Linked DNA regions of Homo sapiens: region 1 is linked to region 2. A link is an interaction called in ENCODE POLR2A ChIA-PET data of the cell type or tissue named here. Cell type or tissue: B cell. All regions are shown on one strand. Links, peaks and the distances in the headings refer to the core of each region. The heading gives the core; the rest is flanking DNA. Region 1 has its middle 50 kb from the start of MYL10. Region 2 overlaps CUX1 (cut like homeobox 1).

Region 1 (10,133 bases), core at 731-8,730, 160 kb after region 2:
CTCCGGAGTAGCTGGGACTACAGGCTCCCGCCAACACGCCCGGCTAATTTTTTGTATTTTTAGTAGAGACGGGGTTTCACTGTGTTAGCCAAGATGGTCTCGATCTCCTGACCTTGTGATCCCCCCGCCTATTTATTTATTTTTGAGACAGGGTCTCTCTCTGTTGCCAGGCTGGACTGCAGTGGTGTGATCACAGCTCACTGCAGCCTCCAATTCCTGGGCTCAAGGGATCCTCTCGCCTCAGCCTCTCAAGTAGCTGGGACCACAGGCACGCACCACCATGTTTAGCTAATTTTTTAATTTTAATTTTTATAGCGATGGGGTTCTACCTATGTTTCCCAGGCTGGTCTTGAACTCCTTGGGCTCAAGTGATCCTCCCACCTCGGCCTTCCAAAGTGCTGGGATTACAGGCATGAGCCACCATGCCCGGATGTCCAGCCTTCTTGCTCTTTAAAATATTTTTTTTTTTTGAGACAGAGTCTTTCTCTGTCACCCAGGCTGGAGTGCTGTGGCTTGAGCATAGCTCACTGCAGCCTCAAACTCCTGGGCTCAAGCGATCCTCCTGCCTCAGCCTCCAGAGTAGCTGGGCTATACTATAGATGCTCACCACCATGCTTAGCTAATTTAATTTTTTTTTTTTTGAGACAAGGGTCTTTCTGTGTTCTCCAGGCTGGTCTCAGACTCCTAGCCTCAAGTGATCCTCCCACCTCAGCCTCCCAAAGTGCTGCAAGAATGAGCCACCTTGCCCAATCCCAGTTCTTTACAAAGTGATTTCCTGCCCATCCTTGGCTTGAGTCCTTCATTGGTCAGCATTTAAAAATTGAGACTGATATTAGTGTCAAAAGACAGGTAGGGAAACTGAGGCATGGGGAGGAAAATGATGTACCTGAGGATGCACAGAAATTGCTGGGCGAGTTGGGCCAAAACGTGGAGCCCTGGATAGTGCCCTTTCGCTGGATTCCTGGATGAGGAGTCTGGGGACATCTCTTGTCTTTATCGAGTGACCTCCTCTGAATGGTTTTGTATTTTATTTTATTTTTTGAGACGGAGTCTCACTCTGTCGCCCAGGCTGGAGTGCAGTGACACTATCTTGGCTCTCTGCAACCTCCACCTCCCAGGTTCAAGTGATTCTCCTGCCTCAGCCTCTCGAGTAGCTGGGATTACAGGTGTGCACCACCACACCTGGCTAATTTTTGTATTTTTAGTAGAGGCGTGGTTTCACCATGTTGGCCAGGCTGATCTTGAGCTCCTGACCTCAAGTGATCTGTCTGCCTCGGCCTCCCAAAGTCCTGGGATTGCAGGTGTGAGCCACCGCGCCTGGCCTCTGAATGGTTTTAGATTTCACCATGTGTGAGCATAGGGATGATGGTGATATATAAATATACGTAACATATTTTAAAGACAACATAGAAGTTTGTTTCTCTTGCATATAATAGTCTGATGACAAACAATCCAGGGCTTCCACGGCAGCTCCACAATCTCAAGGAACCATTTTCCGTTTTCCTTGTATCTTGCTGGGTTTTCTTGTCTTGCTCAGTAGGTGACTTCTATCTTTGGGTCCAATATGGCTGCTTCAGCTCCCGCCATCGCTTCTGTAACCCACCCAGTGGCAAGGGGGAAAGAGGAAAAGTGTGTGCCTTTCCTTTTCCCCCACCCCCTAGTTTAAAAAAATCAGATGGACTGGATGCGGTGGCTGATGCCTGTAATGCCAGCACTTTGGGAGGCCAAGGCAGGTGGATCACCTGAGGTCAGGAGTTCGAGATCAGCCTGGCCAACATGGCGAAGCCCCATCTCTACTAAAAATGCAAAAAATTAGCTGGGCATGGTGGTGCACGCCTGTAATCCCAGCTACTCAGGAGGCCGAGGCAGGAGAATCGCTTGAACCCAGGAGGTGGAGGTTACAGTGAGCGGAGATCACACCATTGCACTCCAGCCTGGGCAACAAGAGCTAAACTCCATCTCAGGAAAAAAAAAAAAAAATTCAGATGATGCAGCCTGGGCAGCATGGTGAGACTCCATCTCTACTAAAAATACAAAAAAATTAGCCAGGCATGGAGGTACTTACCTGTAGTCCCAGCTGCTCAGCAGGCTGAGGCGGGAGGATTGCTTGAGCCAGGGAGGTCAAGGCTGCAGTGAGCTATGATCGTGCCACTGCACTCCAGCCTGAGTGACAGAGGAACACCTTGTCTCAAACCAAACCAAACAAAACAAACCCAAAAAACAACCATCAGATGAAGATATTTTAGAGAAGAGATTAAGGCTCAGAGAGGTTAAGTGCTTTGTGCAATGTCACACAGCATGTGAATGACAAGGCTGGGCCTCTTGGGTCTGCTGACCCTAGGACTTAGCTTGAGCTATGTGTGCTGTTTTCAGGAGAAGCTATGGCCGTATACAGGGCACAGGGATGGGGAGGGGGGCTGTACCCAGTGTTCCCCCCACCCCCGAGCAGACAGAGAAATCCATCTGGGGCCTCCACTCCTGGGAGCCGGGCCAGGAATTTTCCCCACAGCCTAGGAGAGGTCACATTAGTAATCTGCCTGTCCTTCCCTTCTCTTCCCAGGAGCTTTAAGATGCTGGGAAAATAGGAATGACTTAGTAATGAGTTACTTTAATTGGATTTTCCCCCAGTATTGGTATGCAGAGGTTATCGTTGAATGATTTACTGAGTAGCCCATGCCAGAGTTCAGCTGTGGTGCAGGCGTGTGTGTATGTGTGTGTGCATGTGCGTGCCTGGTGTGAGTGCACAGACACGCACTTCTGTACAGATATATGTCTGTGTGCATGCGTGTGTATCCTGCACTTTCAGAAGGGCCTCAAACAGCTCTTTATCCAGTGGGCACTTCTGCCTCCACCCCTCTGTCCCCGCCTCCCGCAGGAGGGAAGCCAGGAGGGGGACGGCTGGCAACGGGGCACAGCGAGGAGCTGTGTCTGGGATGGTGTGTGTTGTCACTGGCAGCCAGTCATATGAGTCACCGGCCAAATTAACTCAAGTTTCCTTTGGGGAAAAATGTAATCAGTTATTGCATTCTGGTTCATTTTAGCAAATTAACTCGTTCAGTTTTTTATTTTTATTTCTTTTTAATTTTGGGGGTGGCAGTGGTGGCTACAGCTGGGGAGGGGGTTGGTGGAGGCCTGAGTGAGTGGAGGCAGCTGTGTGTGCATGTGTGTGTGAGTGTGTGCGTGTGTTCACGTGTGTCTGCGCACGTGTGTGCACACATGTGTCCGTGTGTGCGTGTATGCATGTGTGTGTTTGTGTGTGCATGTGTGTCCACGTGTGTGTGCGTGCGTGTGTGTGTGCATGTGCGTGTGTCTGCACGTGTGAGTGTGTAAAGGCCCTAAGGGTACTCGAGGACCGGCTTCCAGAGAAGGTGGGTCAGGGCCGAGCCTAGGACAGGGGCTGCTGTCCTGGGGCCCGACATGACCTCATGTCCTGCTCAGACCTGCAGGTGGAAACACCCCTTTGAAGAAGGACTTTGCTGCCCACAAAGCATATTCCCTCGACACTCTTGTGCCCACTAACCAGGAGGGCATGGTAGCTGGGCTGTGCCCAAGTGAGGGGGGCTCCTGGGGCCTGAGTGGGCCTCGTGGGACATATTGCCTCCTCGCCACAAGGCGCCGGTCTGGAAGATTCCACCAGGCCTGTCTGTGTGTGAATGATCCCACTGTTGTGGTTCCCAAGGCACCGATGGGCTCAGTCCTCCAGCCTGGGGTTTTTATGTTTGCTCTTGCATTTCATTCTTACTTCTAGCCCTAAGGTAGGTACCGCAAACCCTGTTTTACCCCCTGAGCATGGGAATCTCACCCAAGTTCACACAGTGACCCCGGGCCCTGCTCCCTTCGCCTCTCAGTAGGGCCCTGTATCTTCCCCGCCTCAAATGGTTGGGGGTACAAAAGGCATTTTATTTTATTTTATTTTTGAGAAGGGGTTTGGCTCTCTTTGCCCAGGCCGGAGTTCAATGGCATGATCTCGGCTCACTGCAACCTCTGCCTCCTGGGTTCAAGCAATTCTCCTGCCTCAGCCTCCTGAGTAGCTGGGATTATAGGTGTGCACCACCACGCCCAGCTAAATGTTTTTGTATTTTTAGTAGAGATGGGGTTTCGTCATGTTGGCCAGGCTGGTCTCGAACTCCTGGCCTCAGGTGATCTGCCCACCTTGGCCTCCCAAAGTGTTGGGATTACAGGCATGAGCCATTGCTCCCGGCCAGCATTTGATCTTAAAGAGTTGGCTAGGTGCCAGGGCTCATGTCTGTAACCCCAATGCTATGGGAGGCCGAGGTGGGAGGATCAGTTGAGGCTGGGAGTTCAAGACCAGCCTGGGCAACATTGTGAGACCCCATCCCTAGAGAAAATTTAAAAAATTAGCCATATGTGGTGGCACATGCCTGTAGCGTAGTCTCAGCTACTCGGGAGGCTGAGGCGGGAGGATCGTTTGAGCCCAGGAATTTGAGGCTGCAGTGAGCTATGATAGCGCCACTGCATTCCAGCCTGGGCAGCAATCAAGACCCCTGCCTCTGTGAAAAATAAAAAGAGCTAGGTGTGGTGGCACACACCTGTAGTCCCAGTTACTCGGGAGGCTGAGGCAGGAGGATTGCTTGAGCCCAGGAGTTGGAAGCTGCAGTGAGCTATCATGGTCCACTGCACTCCAGCCTGGATGACAGGTTGAGACCCTGTCTCTTAAAAAATGATCATAATAAAATAAAATAAAGAGCCATACCAAGCCAATGAGCCTGAGGGTGGCCAGTGGTTCCGATCCTGGGGGCTTCCCTTGGGTGGTGGTGAGGGACTGTGGCCTTGTGGGCCTCCCCGCCGACCAGGCGATGTCTGCTTCTGGTTGGGGTCTTGGTGCACTTTTTCTCTCCTGGAAGGTCCCCTCCTCTCTCTGTATCAGGCCCCATCCAGGCCCTTAGCAGCCTAACTTCTGCCTTCCCTGAGAGCCTTCGAGACCTTCCCTAGCTCATGCGCCCTCCCCGCAACTTCTCCCACCTTTCCATGCCCCACTCCGCCGTGCCCTGGTCCTGCTGACCGTGGCTGCTAGATTGGGATCCACTGTGGGGAAGGAGAAGAGCCCCAGCCTGCATGTAGGGTGGTATGGGCCACCCCACTGGAGTCATGAGTCTGAGCAGGGGGTCTGTGGGATGGGGGCCGGGGCAGGTGGTGCTGTGTTCATTTTGAACACGACAGTGCCAGGAAGACCCCACCAGCGCCCTGTCCTTCCTTGGTTTGTCCCCAGATACCACACAGCCCCCAGACAGCTGGGCTGGGCCTTGATCCCAGAAGTGTCTTCTGAGTCTCCTGAGCCCTTCGGCCCAGCGCCCAGCGGCTTTCATTTCTGCTGGTGATTCACTGACCTCAGTGCTGCCACGGTATTGCCTTGGGACAGTCTCTCTCCAGCTGGGACCTGGGATTCCCACGCCTTAGGTGGGAACAATAGTAGGGAATAGTTTAAATAAATTAAAGTTCATTCATACTGTCCTACAGGGATATATACATATGTATGTGTATAGATATTTATGCATATGTAACCGTCCATCCACACACATGGACGCCAATGGTAATTGGAGTACCTCTGGGTCATGGAGTTACCAGTGATTTCTATTTTGTTTCTTTTTCTCTCTCTCTTTTCTTGGAGACAGGGTCCCACTCTGTCGCCCAAGCTGAAGTGCAGTGGTACAAACTCAGCTCACTGCAGCCTCAAACTCCTGGCCTCAAGCAATCCTCCCACCTTAGCCTCCCAAGTAGCTAGGACCACAGGCACTTACCACCACACCCGGCTAATTATTAAAATTGTTTTTGTGGAGAAGGGGTCTTGCTATGTTGCCCAGGCTGGTCTCAAACTCCTGAGCTCAAGTGATCCTCCCATCTCAGCCTCCCCAGTAGCTGGGACTACAGGCGTGCTCTGCCACGCCTGGTTCATTTTTCTATATTTTGTAGAGATGGCTGGAGACGGAGGTCTTGCTGTGTTGTCCAGGCTGGTCTCAAACTCACGGGCTCAAGCGAGCCTCCCATCTCAGCCTCCCCAGCAGCTTGGACTACAGGTGCACTCCGCCATGCCTGACTCATGTTTCTATATTTTGTAGAGATGGTTGGAGCGGGGAGGTCTTGCTGTGGTGCCCAGGCTGGTCTTGAACTCCTGGGCTCAAGCAATCCTCCTGTCTTGGTCTCCCAAAGTGCTAGGATGACAGGCATGAGTCACCGTCCCCGGCTGAGACCATTTCCTCTTGTGCTTCCACATCACGGGGCTGGCAGCTTTGGTGATGATGAGATGGTGCCTCGTAGAAGATTGTGATGCTGTTGACATTGGACACCCATACTTTGGAGCGGACTTCACCTGTGTCTGCTGTGGTGGCGTCCTCCATGAGGTGGGCAGTGTGGCCAACCCTTGAGGGTCCTAGTAGCTCAGGGGGCTGCAGTGCCTTACAACAGGAGAGGGAGAGCCTCAGGGGCCCACTGCAGCCAAGCTGGAGTTTCCAGGGCATCTGTGAGTCCTCCCTGGGTTCCTGGCATAACCTGGGAGGATCTGGGAGGGAACACAGGGACCTCCTCCTGCAGAACTGCGGGCTTTCAGGGGCACAAGCCCGGCCTGAGGATTGGATGGGGGAGGAAGATACATCTGCACACATGCGCACGCACACCATGGCAGGGTGGGGCTGAAACCGCCCAAGGGGTTCACCTTGCCCTCTCTAGATAGAGCCGATTCATCAAGACAGGTAATTGCAATAGAGAAAGAGTAATTCACGCAGAGCCGGCTGTGCCGGAGACCGGAGTTTTATTATTACTCAAATTAGTCTCCCTGAGCATTTGGGGAGCAGAGTTTTTAAGGACAACTTGGTGGGTGAGGGGAAGCCAGTGAGCCAGGAGTGCTGATTGGTCAGGGATAAAATCAAAGGGAGTGGAAGCTGTCTTCTTGTACATGTTTATACTCTGTTTTAATTACATGCAAATGAAGAGGTGGAGTATTCAGAAATTTATAGAAAGGGGGTGGTAACTTCCGGATGTTGTAGCAAAGGGAAACTGACATGGTGCTGGTGGGCGTGTCTTATGGAGAGGGGCTTTGCTGCTGCTTCCCTGTTTCAGCCAGTCCTCAATCTGGTCCTAAGTCAAGCCCCACCTCCTACCTCATATCTACATACATATTACAAAATCAATATAGGGCTGAGCACGGTGGCTCACGCCTGTAATCCCAGCAGTTTGGGAGACCGAGGTGAGCAGCTCACCTGAGGCCAGGAGTTCGAGACCAGCATGGTCAACACAGTGAAACCCTGTCTCTACTAAAAATACAAAAATTAGCTGGGGAGTGAGTCTGCTCACCCAATAGCCTCTGGGAAGCCCTTCTCAACTCGCTCTCTCATGACAAGCCCTACCCCTGTTATAAAGGGGGGATAACAGATTTTTTTTTAACCGTCTGGTTGTGACTGTTGTTTGGCATTTGATGGAGATTTCCTAAGAAACCAGGGAGGCCCTGGGTTGTGCAAACCTGGCAGTTTGCTGGGTCTGGGGCCTCTCTGGGCTGTCCCTCCAGGCGAGGCTGGGGCCAGGGGATGGGGCCAGGTGACTTCCTATGACCTCACCTAGCCCAGACATTATTTTCTCTCCCTCTAGATGGTTTTCCCAATCGCCGGGTGAATCTGAGTGAGACTGTCTATTCTTTCGACGACTACCTTTCAACTCAAGTTATGGTTTTATAAATAATATATATGGCAAGTCGGTGCTGGGGAAAGGACGTTCATTCCGCTCTGAAATATTTATGGCCTGGAGTGTCTGCTTACTTTTCCTTGGAGTCATTTTTTAGCACGGCCTGTTGGAGAGTACGACAGCCCAGGGCATCTTCTGAGGCCACTGCATCAAGAGCCCTTCCAGGCGGGCTGCAGGGTTTATTCATCCTGCGGATGTCAGGGGTGGAGGGAGATGGCAGCTCTGCCCGGGGATCACTCCCAAACCCAGAACTCCTAAATTATATCAGGGAGGGCTCTGAGCCGGTGACAAGAATCAGCGCCGCTGCCTTTGAAACAGATGTCACTTTCCAGCATGCAGTTTGAATAATAACATGCACTCCTCCGGCCTTCTCAGATAGGAACTATCCTGTGAGGTGGGCATTATAACCCTCATTTTGCAAATGGGGAAACTGAGGTTCAGAGAGGTTAAGAAATGCCTCAAGGTCATGCCGTCACCAAGTAGGAGAGCCTGGATTGTCACCCAGCCGGGCAGACCCCTCATCTCAATCTTTTCTGCTACACTAAGCTGCTGCCCACCCTGGCCCCATCACTCAGTGGTAGCTAGGGGCCAGAAAATGGATTTAAATTATTTTTTTTATTTTTTTGAGATGGAGTTTTGCTCTTGTTGCCCAGGCTGGAGTGCAATGACATGATCTTGGCTCGCTGTAACTTCCGCCTCCCGGGTTCAAGTGATTCTCCTGCCTCAGCCTCCCAAGTATCTGGGATTATAGGCATGCACCACCATGCCCAGCAAATTTTTGTATTTGTAGTAGAGACGGGGTTTTGCCTTGTTGGCCAGGCTGGTCTCGAACTCCTGGCCTTGCGATCCACCCACATTGTCCTCCCAAAGTGCTGGGATTACAGGCGTGAGCCACCACGTCCGGCTGGATTTATTTTTATTTTATTAATATTTCATTTTATTTTATTTGAGACAGTGTCTCACTCTGTTGCTCAGGCTGGAGCACAGTGGTGTGATCGCAGCTCACTGCATCCTTGACCTGCTGGGCTCAAGTGATCCTCCTGCCTCAGCCTCCTAAATAGCTGGGACTACAGACGTGCACCACCACGCCCAGCTAATTTTTATTTTTATTTTTTGTAGAGATGCGGTTTTGCCATGCTGCCCAGACTGGTCTTAAATTCCTAGGCTCAAGTGATCCTCCTGCCTTGGCCTCCCAAAGTGCTGGGTTTACCAGTGTGAACTACTGCACCCAGCCAGAGAATGGATTCAGATCAGCTTCCATTGCAGTGTCTGCCTGTTTGCAATTGTTTGAACTTCAGAGGAGTGGAATCTGGGGGAGAACAGGCTACACTGAACATCTGGGCTGAAATCCCAATCCCAAGGCAATGGTTATATTCCTGGATGTGCAGAAGGGGGTCGGATGAGAGTCTGAAGCATGGTGGTGCTGGGAGGGCCCATAGAGTCATCTTGTCTGACTTTCTGTGATCCAGGTAGGAGATTAAGACTCTGATAAGGGAGGAACCTGCCCAAGAGTATGAAGGTAGCTGGAGCTCCTTGATCATAATGGTGGCTCTTGGAGTCCAGCCATCTGGTCAACCTCTCTGTCTCCATAAACCCCCTTTCTTCCAGAAGAAAACCAAGACTTGGGAGGGGAGGAGCTTGTTTAGAGTTCCTGGGTGGATGGATAGAGAGCTGTGCATGTCCTTGGTCTGGCTGGAAATCCACGAAAGAGTTCAATCATTTGGAGGCTGTGGCTTGAGGAAAAAAATTGTGGATCTTTCTGAACTAGCTGAAAAACAGAGTGGGCTATAGTCAATACTGTATATGTGTATATATATATATTATATATGTTTATAAAGATAAATTCATATTTATATTATATTTTATGACATATTTATAATATAATTATATAATACAAATAAATATATAATATAAATATAAATATGATATAAATATATTTGCAATAGGGTCTTTGTTGCCCAGGCTGGAGTGCAGTGGTGTGATCATAGCTCCCTGCAGCCTCGACCTCCTGGAGTCAAATGATCCTCCCACCTCAGCCTCCTGAGTAGCTGGGGCTATTGGTGTGCACTAACACGCCAATCTTTTTTATAGAGATGGGTTCTTGCCATGTTGCCCAGGCTGGTCTGGAACCCCTGGCCTCAAGAGATCCTCCTGCCTCAGCCTCCCAAAGCATTTGGATTACAGGCCTGTTATCAAATATGCAGATATTGAATCAGTGATTTGGATTGAATACTGAGGACGGGAATATCTTGCACTGTTTCTCCACCTGGAAGGATCATTTCCTATAGGAAAGATAGTTGGTGAGCACAGGGGCTGAGTCATCTCTGTGGCAGGTGACAGAACAATTGTGAAATAAATGGATGATGGTGCTTGTGGAAAAGCCCAGCTCAGTCCTAGCTGGAGGGAAGAGTCAGGCCACCTGTTCTCTGTTGTCCCACCCT
Region 2 (10,133 bases), core at 817-8,816:
CACTTTGAGAGGCCGAGGCAGACGGATCACCTGAGGTCAGGAGTTTGAGATCAGCCTGACCAACATGGTGAAACCCCATCTGTACTAAAAATACAAAAATTAGCCAGGTGTGGTGGCGCATGCCTGTAATCCCAGCTACTGGGGAGGCTGAGCCAGGAGAATCGCTTGAACCCAGGTGGCAGAGGCTGAAGTGAGCCAAGACCGCGCCATTGTACTCCAGCCTGGGCAACAAGAGCAAACTCTGTCTCAAAAAACAAAAAAAAGAAAGAAAATTGACAAATTATTCGCATGTGAAACATACAAGGAGCTCTTGCAAATCAACAAAAAGATGGTAAACCATTTAGAAAAAAAAAAAGAGGACAAAATATATGACCAGACAATTTACAAAAGGCGAAATCTGAAAAGCTGACAAGTATAAAATGAGGCTTATCGCAAAGATCGACTTCCCTGGTGATCAGAGAAAATGACACAACACTGAAGTACCACTTTAAAACCATCTCACTGGCAAAAAATATCTCCACAAAGCACGGATGAGATTGTGGGGGAAAGAAACTCTCACGACTGTGGGTGGGGGAGTAAGTGGGGCAGCCACGCTGGGAAGCGATCTGGAGGTGCTTCGTGAAAGAAGGACCACTATCTGGCTGGATCCAGCAAGGCTTTTCCTGGATACTGGTAAGGGACGTGTGTAAGAACGTTCCTAGCAGTGCTGTGCATGGAGGGGCTTGGGGGAGGGGGGTCAGATACCACCGAGGGTGACCAGCCCCAGGGAAATGGACGTGTGAGCTAGGGTGCTGCTACGGACTGAACTGTGTTGTCCACCCCCCTCAAATTCATACATTGAAGCCCCAGCCTCCAATATGATGGTACTTGGAGGTGTGGCCTTTGGAAGGTCGTAAGGATGAGATGAGGTCACTAGGGTAAAGCCCTCATGATGGGATTAGTGTACTTAAAACAAGAGATACCAGAGAGCTGGCTTGCCTGCCTGCGCACACTCTCTGCTATGTGGCAACACAGCAAAAACGAGGCCATCTGCAAGCCAGGAAAAGGGCCCGCACCAGGAACCACGTTGGCCCGTACCCGGATCATGGACTTTCCAGCCTCCAGAACTATGAGAGATAAATATGTGTTGTGTAAATATGTGAAGCCACCCCATCTATGGTATTCTGTTACGGCAGTCTGGACAGATTAACACAGGTCAATTCTGAAGGTGGATTTTTTTTTTTTGAGACAGCGTTTTACTTTTGTTGCCAAAGCTGGAGTGCAATGGCACAATCTCGGCTCACTGCAACCTCTACCTCCCAGGTTCAAGCGATTCTCCTGTCTCAGCCTTCCAAGTAACTAGGACTACAGGCATGCGCCACCAAGCCCTGCTAATTTTTTGTATTTTAGTAGAGACGGGGGTTTCACCATGTTGGTCAGGCTGGTCTTGAACTCCTGATCTCAGGTGATCCACCCACCTCGGCCTCCCAAGGTGCTGGGATAACAGGCGTGAGCTACCGCGCCTGGCCCTGAAGATGGATTTCAATACGGCTGTCATAACAAACAAAATTCACAGGGAATGACATAGACAACAAGATCTCAAAAATTGTGGTGAGTGAGCCCAGGTGAGGTGGCTCACGCCTGTAATCCCAGCACTTTGGGAGGCTGAGGTGGGTTGATCACCTGAGATCAGGAGTTCAAGACCAGCCTAGCCAACATGGTGAAAGCCCGTCTCTACTAAACATATAAAAATTAGCCGGGCATGGTGGCAGGCGCCTGTAGTCCCAGCTACTCAGGAGGCTGGGGCAAGAGAATCACTTAAATCCAGGAGGCGTAGGTTGCAGTGAGCCGAGATTGTGCCACTGCACTCCAGCCTGGGCGACAGAGCGAGACTCTGTGTCATTTAAAAAAAAAAAAAAATGTGACGAGTGAAAAGGAAGGAGAAAAAGATTTAGGGCACAGTGCCACACTTATGAATTAAAACCACGTATACACACAAAATAGGCCACATATTTTACAAGTTTGCATCCATATAAAGGCATAATTAATAGAGTAGAATGAGGAAAGGGGGCTGAAAATGAGAACGGACCATAAAGGCAGGCAGAAAACAAGGATTTTGTTTTTCTTGCACGTGGTGTAGAAATGGGAATGTTAAAACCCTTATAATTTGACTTGAGAATTTTGGTATCCTTTTTTTTTTTTTTTTTTTTTTTTTTTTTTGACAGGGTCTCGTTCTGTCACCCAGGCTGGAATGCAGTGTCACGATCATGGCTCCCTGCACCTTCGACCTCCCGGCTTCAAGTGATCCTCCCACCTCAGCCTCCTGAGTAGCTGGGAACACAGGTGTGCGTCACCATGATGCCCAGCTACTTTTGGATTTTTTTTGTAGAGAGGGTCTCACTATGTTGCCCAGGCTGGTCTTGAACTCCTGGGCTCAAGCAATCCACCCGCCTCAGCCTCCCAAAGTCCTGGGATTACAGGCATGAGCCACTCCACCCAGCCAGATTTCAGTAACTTTAACATGATAGAACAACTGGCAAGATGTTCTTAAACATTTAAAATTATAGTGAACTGAGTTGAAATTGAGCTCGTTTCTATCCACAGAGGAGGTAAGATTCACTCATCTGAGTTGACAGACTCACTGAGATACACATACACAACTAAAAAAAGATTTGGTATTTCACTGTAACGTATGGAACCCGCCAATTTCATTCACAATTTACGCCAGCTTCTAATTATACTTTAGTGAATATTAACCATTGTAATTGCTTAATGTTTTATTGGTGGGATCTAACGTATTGAGGGACATCTGGCTTGGCAAATGGAATTCTGCTGCCTTTAGAAAACAGAGCTTAGAGGACATATGTCCTCCTCACACTCTCAAATATACCTGCACCCCGGACAAGTGCATCTCAAAGATGTCACTGTAAGTCCATGCCAAGCCAAAGCCGTGCACGGCAAGTTGCTACGACCTGGATTTTCATTATAGTGGCTTGTTTCAGAATGCTCTTCCATCTCCAAATAACACAATGGCCAACTACAAAGGATGAGGAAATTTGACTTTCCCAGGCCACAGAAAAATGGGGACGGGGCACTGCAGGACTGACTCACTCAGAGCCATCGAGGGCCCAGGTTCCTTCCATCTTTCTGCCCCATGTCCTCTGCGATTTTTACTCTGTCTCCCCTGCCCCCCACCGCACCCATGCTGGGATGATGGTAGCAGGTGGGGGCAGCCTCTTCTCCCACAGGCATGTCTCCAGGCAGACAACGGGCACTCCCGGTTTCTCCAGCCAAAACAAAGTGTAATGCCCACTGGCCGTGGGGAAGGAACAGCCAGGATTCTTTTTTTTTTTTTTTTTTTTTTGAGAAGGAGTCTCGCTGCTCTCAGAGCCTTGGCCAGGCTGGTCTCGAACTCCTGACCTCAGGTGATGCACCCGCCTTGGCCTCCCAAAGTGTTGGGATTACAGGCATGAGCCACTGCGCCTGGCCAAGGATTGATTTAGACAACCCTCAGGCTTCATAGTCCAGTGAAGGGGGTCCCTTGTTGCTGAGCAAGGAGGGCAGGTGGGGTTGGGGGAAGGGAGGACCGCGGGGGCAACCAACTCTCATCCCAAACTGCACAACAGCCATTTTTTTTGTAGAGATGGGGTCTCACTGTATTGCCCAGGGTGGTTTCAAACTCCTGGGCTCAAGCGATCCACCTGCCTGAGCACAAAATCACTTTGTGCACAGCAGTGGTTCGCAGGGGAGCACCTGCACCCCAGGAGAAATCTGAGGAAGAGACAGCATGACACCCAAGGCAGAAGAGAGAGAGATGGAACGGGCTGGGTGTTAAAAGCAGCATTCTGGAGAACAAACGGGACTTACACATAAGAGGCCAAAATGCAACAATGCAGGGAGGTAGCGACGGCTAATGGCTACAAAAAAATAGAATCAATGAATAAGGCCTAGTATTTGACAGCACAACAGGGTGACTATAGTCGATCATAATTTAATCGTACATTTTAAAGTAACTAAAAGCAACTGGGCGCGGTGGCTCGCGCCTGTAATCCCAGCACTTTGGGAGGCCAGGTGGGTGGGTCACCTGAGGTCAGGAATTCGAGACCAGCTTGGCCAACATGGTGAAACCTCGTCTCTACTAAAAATACAAAAATTAGCCAGGCATGGCAGCTGTAGTCCCAGCTACTCAGGAGGCTGAGGCAGGAGAATCGCTTGAACCCGGGAGATGGAGATTGCAGTGAGCCAAGATCGCGCCATTGCACTCCAGCCTGGGCAACAACAGTGAAACTCCAACTCAAAATAAACAAACAAATAAAATAACTAAAAGTGTATAATTGGACTGTTGGCAACACAAAGAATAAATCTGTGATGGATGGATACCCCATTCTCCACAATGTGATTATTATGAATTGCATGCCTGTATCAAAACATCTCATGTACCCCATAAATATACGCACCCACAAAAATAAAAAAATAAATAAATAAAATACAACAGACTCAAAAAGCAAAGCCCAGAGTGACTACATATGACCTGGCAATTGCACCTAAGAAAATGGAAAACTGCATTCATACAAACATTTGTACACGAATGTTCACAGCAGCGTTATTCACAATGGCCAAAAAAGTGGAAACAGCTCGAATGTTTACTAGCTGATGAAAGGATACACAAAACCTGGTATGCCCATACCAGGGAATATTATTCAGCCATAAAAAAGAATGCGGCCCAGACAGGTGCATGAGTCAATGTGGGTGAGCCCCGCAAACACTGTGCTACGTGAGAGAAGCCACAGCACGAAGGTCACGTAATCCATGATTCCCGAGACGCATGGAGGCAGAGAATAGATGCAGAGAATAGATGAATGGTTACGGGGTGCCGGGGGTACAGGAGGGAGGACAAATGGTAACTGCTGACAGGTATGGGAGTTTCTTGTCGGGGTGTTGGAAACGTTTTGGAACTAGATCGTGGTGATGGCTGCACGACATTGTGAGTATACCAAACACCTATGGATTTTAAACTTTATTTATTTATTTATTTATTTATTTATTTATTTATGACACAGAGTCTCGCTCTGTCACCCAGGCTGGAGTGCAGTGGCGAGATCTTGGCTCACCGCAACCTCTGCCTCCCGGGTTCAAGAGATTCTCCTGCCTCAGCCTCCTGAGTAGCTGGGATTACAAGCGCTCACCACACCTGGCTAATTTTTGTATTTTTAGTAGGGACAGGGTTTTGCCATGTTGGCCAGGCTGATCTCAAACTTCTGGCTTCAAGTGGTCTGCCCGCTTCAGCATCCCAAAGTGCTGGGATTACAGGCCTGGCCAGAATTTTAAACTTTGGAAAGGTAAATGTTACATTATATGAATTTTAGCTTTAAAAAAAAGTTACGGGACGGAGGTATTGTATCAAAAGAACTGCTCTCTGCACCAGGGCAACAAGCGGCACGTTTAGAACAGAAAAAAAATTTCTTTTCAAGAGTACTCTGCACCTTCTTGGTCCTCTCTAAAAAAAGGAACTTTTTAAAACTCACTGTGCATGCAAATGTTTTCAGTCTTGCTCTTTCTTTAAAAATAGAAAATAAGGCTGGGCGTGGTGGCTCATGCCTGTAATCCCAGCATTTGGGAGGCCAAGGCAGGTAGATCACCTGAGGTCAGGAGTTCCAGACCAGCCTGGGCAACATGGCGAAACCCCATCTCTACTAAAAATACAAAAATTAGCTGGGCGTGGTGGCGGGTGTCTGTAGTCCCAGCTACTCGGGAGGCTGAGGCGGGAGAATCGCTTGAACCCAGGAGGCGGAGGTTGCAGTGGGCTGAGATAGTGCCACTGCACTCCAGCCTGGGCAACAGAGGGAGACTCCATCTCAAAAAAAAAAAAAAAAAAAAAAAAAAGAAACAATCAGCTTTTCAAATAAATAAGAGGCCTCTCTCTGAAACAGAACACTAGGCACTAAAGGCCATCCCTGGGCACCGCCCTGTGGATTCCACTTCCAGATTCTTCCCTGGAAGAATCGTGACAACAGAAGTCTGGGGATAAGGAAAGGCACGTGGCTGCACAGGGTAGGACAGGATCAGAGGGGCCGGCCCAGCACCCCACCTACTCGGTACTCGTGTGAACACTGTGCGTCCCATTCTAGGACAGACTCTGCACCCCCCGTTAGAAGGAGATGCCAAGTGCCCTGATTTGGGGGGGAAAATTGCAGTGAAGATTTCTTAGCAAAATCGCCTCCTCCTAACACAGAATAAAACCAGTCTGCAAAAAGGATGCAGACTTCCTGGGAAGGCGAAAACCTGAGAGCTCTGTTTTAGGGTCTGATGCCGCAGTGTACAGGTCCCAGAGCCCTGGACTTGGCCTCCTGGAAATACTACAGCACAGTAATGGTTTTTAACCTGACATCCATCTTCTGCTCTCCCACGCCCCGAGGTGACTGTCGCACTTTCTCCCTTCTCCATAAGCTTGCTTTTGGATTCTTTTTTTTTTTTTTTTTTTTTTTTAAGAGACAGAGTCTTCCTCTTGCTCTGTCACCCAGGCTGGAGTGGAATGGCACTGTCATACGTCACTGCAGCTTCCAACTCCTGGGCTCAAGCGATCCTCCTGCCTCAGCCTCCTGAGCAGCCAGGATCACAGGTGTGCACCATCACGCTCAGCTAATTTCTTTCTTTTTTTTTTTTCTGTAGAGACAGGGTCTCACTGTTGCCCATGCTGGTCTTGAACAACTGGGCTCAAGCAATCCTTCCGCCTTGACCTCCTAAAGTATTGGTATCACAGGTGTGAGCCACCATGCTGGGCTAATTTCTTTTCTTTTCTTTTTTTTTTTCTGTAGAGATGGGGTCTCACTGTGCTGCCCAGGCTGGTCTTGAACTCCTGGGCTCTCAAGTGATCCTCCTGCCTCAGCCTCCCAAAGTGTTGGTATTACAGGTGTAAGCCACTGTACCTGGCTTGCCTTTCCGATCCTTGAACGCTTCACGTTCAGTCGAACGCACCCTCCTCCCTTTTTCTCAGGAAAATACATGAATCAGAGAAGAATGCTCTCAGGGAACCAGCCCCGAAGTTACTTTCCCAGCAAGACTTCTCTTTAACCTGCAGACAAGTCCAAGCCCTCCCACCCCTAAGCAGCTCCTCCCTGCACACCACCTCCCTCTCCGGCCCCTCCCTGCATGGCCATGGCGCTGCTCCTGGTAAGATGGGGACCAGAGGCACCGGAGCAGGCCACAGGACAGCCAGCTGACCCCCTGTGCAGCCGCTCCGACGCGCCCAGAAGTGGCAGTCCTAGTACCAAGCAGACAGGAGCCCCCCAGCAGTAGGTACCTGCCTTGCCACCAGGTATCACTATAATTAGTCATTGTCATTGAAGCTGAATGCAATTAATTACATAATTTTGAAAGGTTCGGGTTTATTTCCATTAGAATTACATCATGAAACCAGGGAATTACAAAGGATTACAGACAGAAAGCAAATAGGGATGAATAAAGGAACTCCAAGCCAACTCCCCGCGTGAGTCACGTCCAACGCCGAAGTGTGGGTCCTGTCGCCCCACTTGTGTTTGATAAACCTGTGGGGACTGACTGGGTGGACGTCTGCACGAAGCCCGCCCCTGAAGGTGCCAGCCCCCTGCACCGCAGGTGCTGGGGACACAGTGGGCTCGCTGGATGTGCCATGTCGGTGGGGGACACTGATGACCACACCCTCCACAGGCTGTTCCCTGCCCCTGCTGTTCCCCAACCTCAGTTTTTCGCACCCCTCTGGATGCCTGTGGAAATGCCACTCACCCAGCCCCATCTCTCCCATCACCCCTCAGTGGTCCCTGCCTGAAATGCCAGGGCCAGGCACACTGAGTCTGGCACGGCCACAGCCTGGCATCCTCTCACTGGGCCATGACCACCACACCCTCCTGGTTCCATTATCACCCCTCCCTCCTCACTCTAGCCCGCCTTCCATGTGGGGCTTCCAGAAGGATCCTCTAAGACACACCCCAACAACTGAACCATCCCTCTTCAGTTTAAAAATCGGGGCTAGGCATGGCAGCTCAGGCCTGGAATCCCAGCACTTTCGGAGGCTAAGGCAGGAGGATCGCCTGAGGCCAGGAGTTCAAGACCAGCCTGGGCAACACAGTGAGACCCCCCCATCTCTACAAAAAATACAAAAAAGTTAGCCTGGCATGGTGGCGCATGCCTGTAATTCCAGCTACTCGGGAACCTGAGGTGGGAGGATAGCTTGAGCCCGGGAGGTCAAAGCTGCAGTGAGCTATAATCACACCACTGTACTGGAGCCTGGGCGACAGAGCGAGACTCTGTCTCTAAATAATAATAATAATAATAATAAAGTTATTTCTCAGGGCCTTCAGAAGACAGAAGTGACTCTGTGGGGCTTTGTGTATCAGTCCTGCTCCGTCTGTTCCCAGGCCACTGGGCACTCACTTATTCCTTGCCTTTGTCTTCCATCCCCCTTGCAAGAATGTCAGTTCCGGCCAGGCATGGTGGCTCACGGCTGTAATCCCAGCACTTTGGGAGGCTGACGTGGGTGGATCACCTGAGGTCAGGAGTTCGAGACCAGCCAGGCCAACATGGCAAAACCCCGCCTCTACTAAAAATACAGAAAATTAGCCCGGCGTGGTGGTGCACACCTGTAATCCCAACCATTCAGGAGGCTGAGACAGGAGAATCACTTGAACCCAGGAAGCAGAGGTTGCAGTGAGCCGAGATTGCACCACTGCACTTTAGCCTGGACGACAAAGCAAGACTCCATCTCGAAAAAAAAAAAAGAATGTCAGTTCCTTAAGGGCAAGGATTCCCTACTGTCTGGTCACTCAATCCCTATGCTAGAATGCTGCCCGGCACACAGGAGACACTCAATAAATGCTCAACAACAGCCTAAGGAAGTCTTTGGAGCAAGACAGCCAGAGTCCATCTTCCCAAACCCCTGCCCTGTTCACACAGCAGACACACCCAACCCGCTGCCATTGGACACCTCGCGATACCCCAATGTGTCCTGCATTCTCTGACCAACCAGCAGGCCAGAAGTATATTTCTTTGGGTAACCCAGGGGCTTGAACAGGATCCATTCGAGTCATCAGGTACCATGGAGTGTGCTCAGAACACGAATGGATGCACGGCCCCAACAACCTATGAAAAAAATGAATCACCCCAAAACACACGGAACTGCCAACAACTTCACTCGAATGTGCTGTGTTATTTCTGAGACCAGGGCACATTTTTGCATATTTTGTCTTTAAATTTATAAATTTTTAACAAAACAAAGTGCATCATTATAAAAAAATCAGGCAGGCAAGAGTTATCTGGGCCAGGCGTGGTGGCTCACGCTTATATAATCCCGGCACTTTGGGAGGCTGAGGCAGGAGGATCACTTGAGCCTAGGAGTTTGAGACCAGCCTGGCCAACATACTAAGACCCTGTTTGTATAAAAATATGTAAAAAAAATTAGCCAGGCATGGTGGGGCACACCTGTGGTCCCAGCTACAAAGGAGGCTGAGGCAGGAGGATCACTTGAGCCTGGGAGTTCGCGGTTGCAGAGAGCTATGATCCCACCACTGCAGTCCACAACAGATCAAGACCCTGTCTCAAAACAACAACAACAAAAGCATCTGAATCCAGAGTGGCCCAAAACCTCAGTTTTCCAGTCCAATGATAATTCCCCGAGGAAAAGAAGCTAAGATCTCAGGGATGTCGCTGTGACCAGGCTGTTTCAGGCCAGTCGGCCACTGGTACATGTCTTATGAAATCAGTCTCTTAGAAAACACACGCCCAACATCCCATGTAGCTCAGAACAGAAGCCTGCGTGGTGGGTGCTGCCCCGACCATGTCAGGGGATCTGCATGGATTTGAGTGCGGTATCACTGCAGGGGCTACATCAACCAGTTTCCCAGGGGCTTGGAGAGTGGGGATCTGGTCTTGACCGTCACAGGGTTAAGTACAGGTATCAGTATCTACGGGCAATTCACTCCCCAGCACCCAGGGGCATAGCCCCAGCATCTCAGAGGAAAGTCTTGTAAAGAGACACCCCATCTAGCACTCACCGAACCGCCCACAGATAGGGCAGGCCGCTCCTCTGGGCCCCTCCGGCCCCATGACCAGGCCTCTCTCCTAACAGTTCCCCAAAACTGTCCCAACAAACTTGCTTCAGGCAAGGATGGGGCATCTGAGGA

Evidence for each region. Peaks named below come from ENCODE experiments on the same cell type or tissue, not always from the same donor. Only the 100,000 strongest peaks of a DNase experiment are listed, where the experiment ranks them.
Region 1: POLR2A ChIA-PET joins it to region 2 with 10 read pairs; 3 of 35 experiments call an interaction of 5 or more read pairs at or near these places.

What each region holds. Positions count from the first base shown.
Region 1 is chr7:101,674,074-101,684,206 of GRCh38, reverse strand. No RefSeq gene overlaps it. Among named protein-coding and RNA genes, the nearest start is that of MYL10, 50 kb to the right of the region's middle. RefSeq lists enhancers at 2,733-3,241, 3,242-3,757. In B cell, for the core only: no CTCF peak of the experiment used is centred there; no DNase peak of the experiment used is centred there.
Region 2 is chr7:101,829,895-101,840,027 of GRCh38, reverse strand. The region is part of intron 1 of CUX1 (cut like homeobox 1); the gene reads right to left. Among named protein-coding and RNA genes, the nearest start is that of CUX1, 17 kb to the right of the region's middle. RefSeq lists an enhancer at 7,599-8,240. In B cell, for the core only: no CTCF peak of the experiment used is centred there; no DNase peak of the experiment used is centred there; H3K27ac peaks cover 653 bases.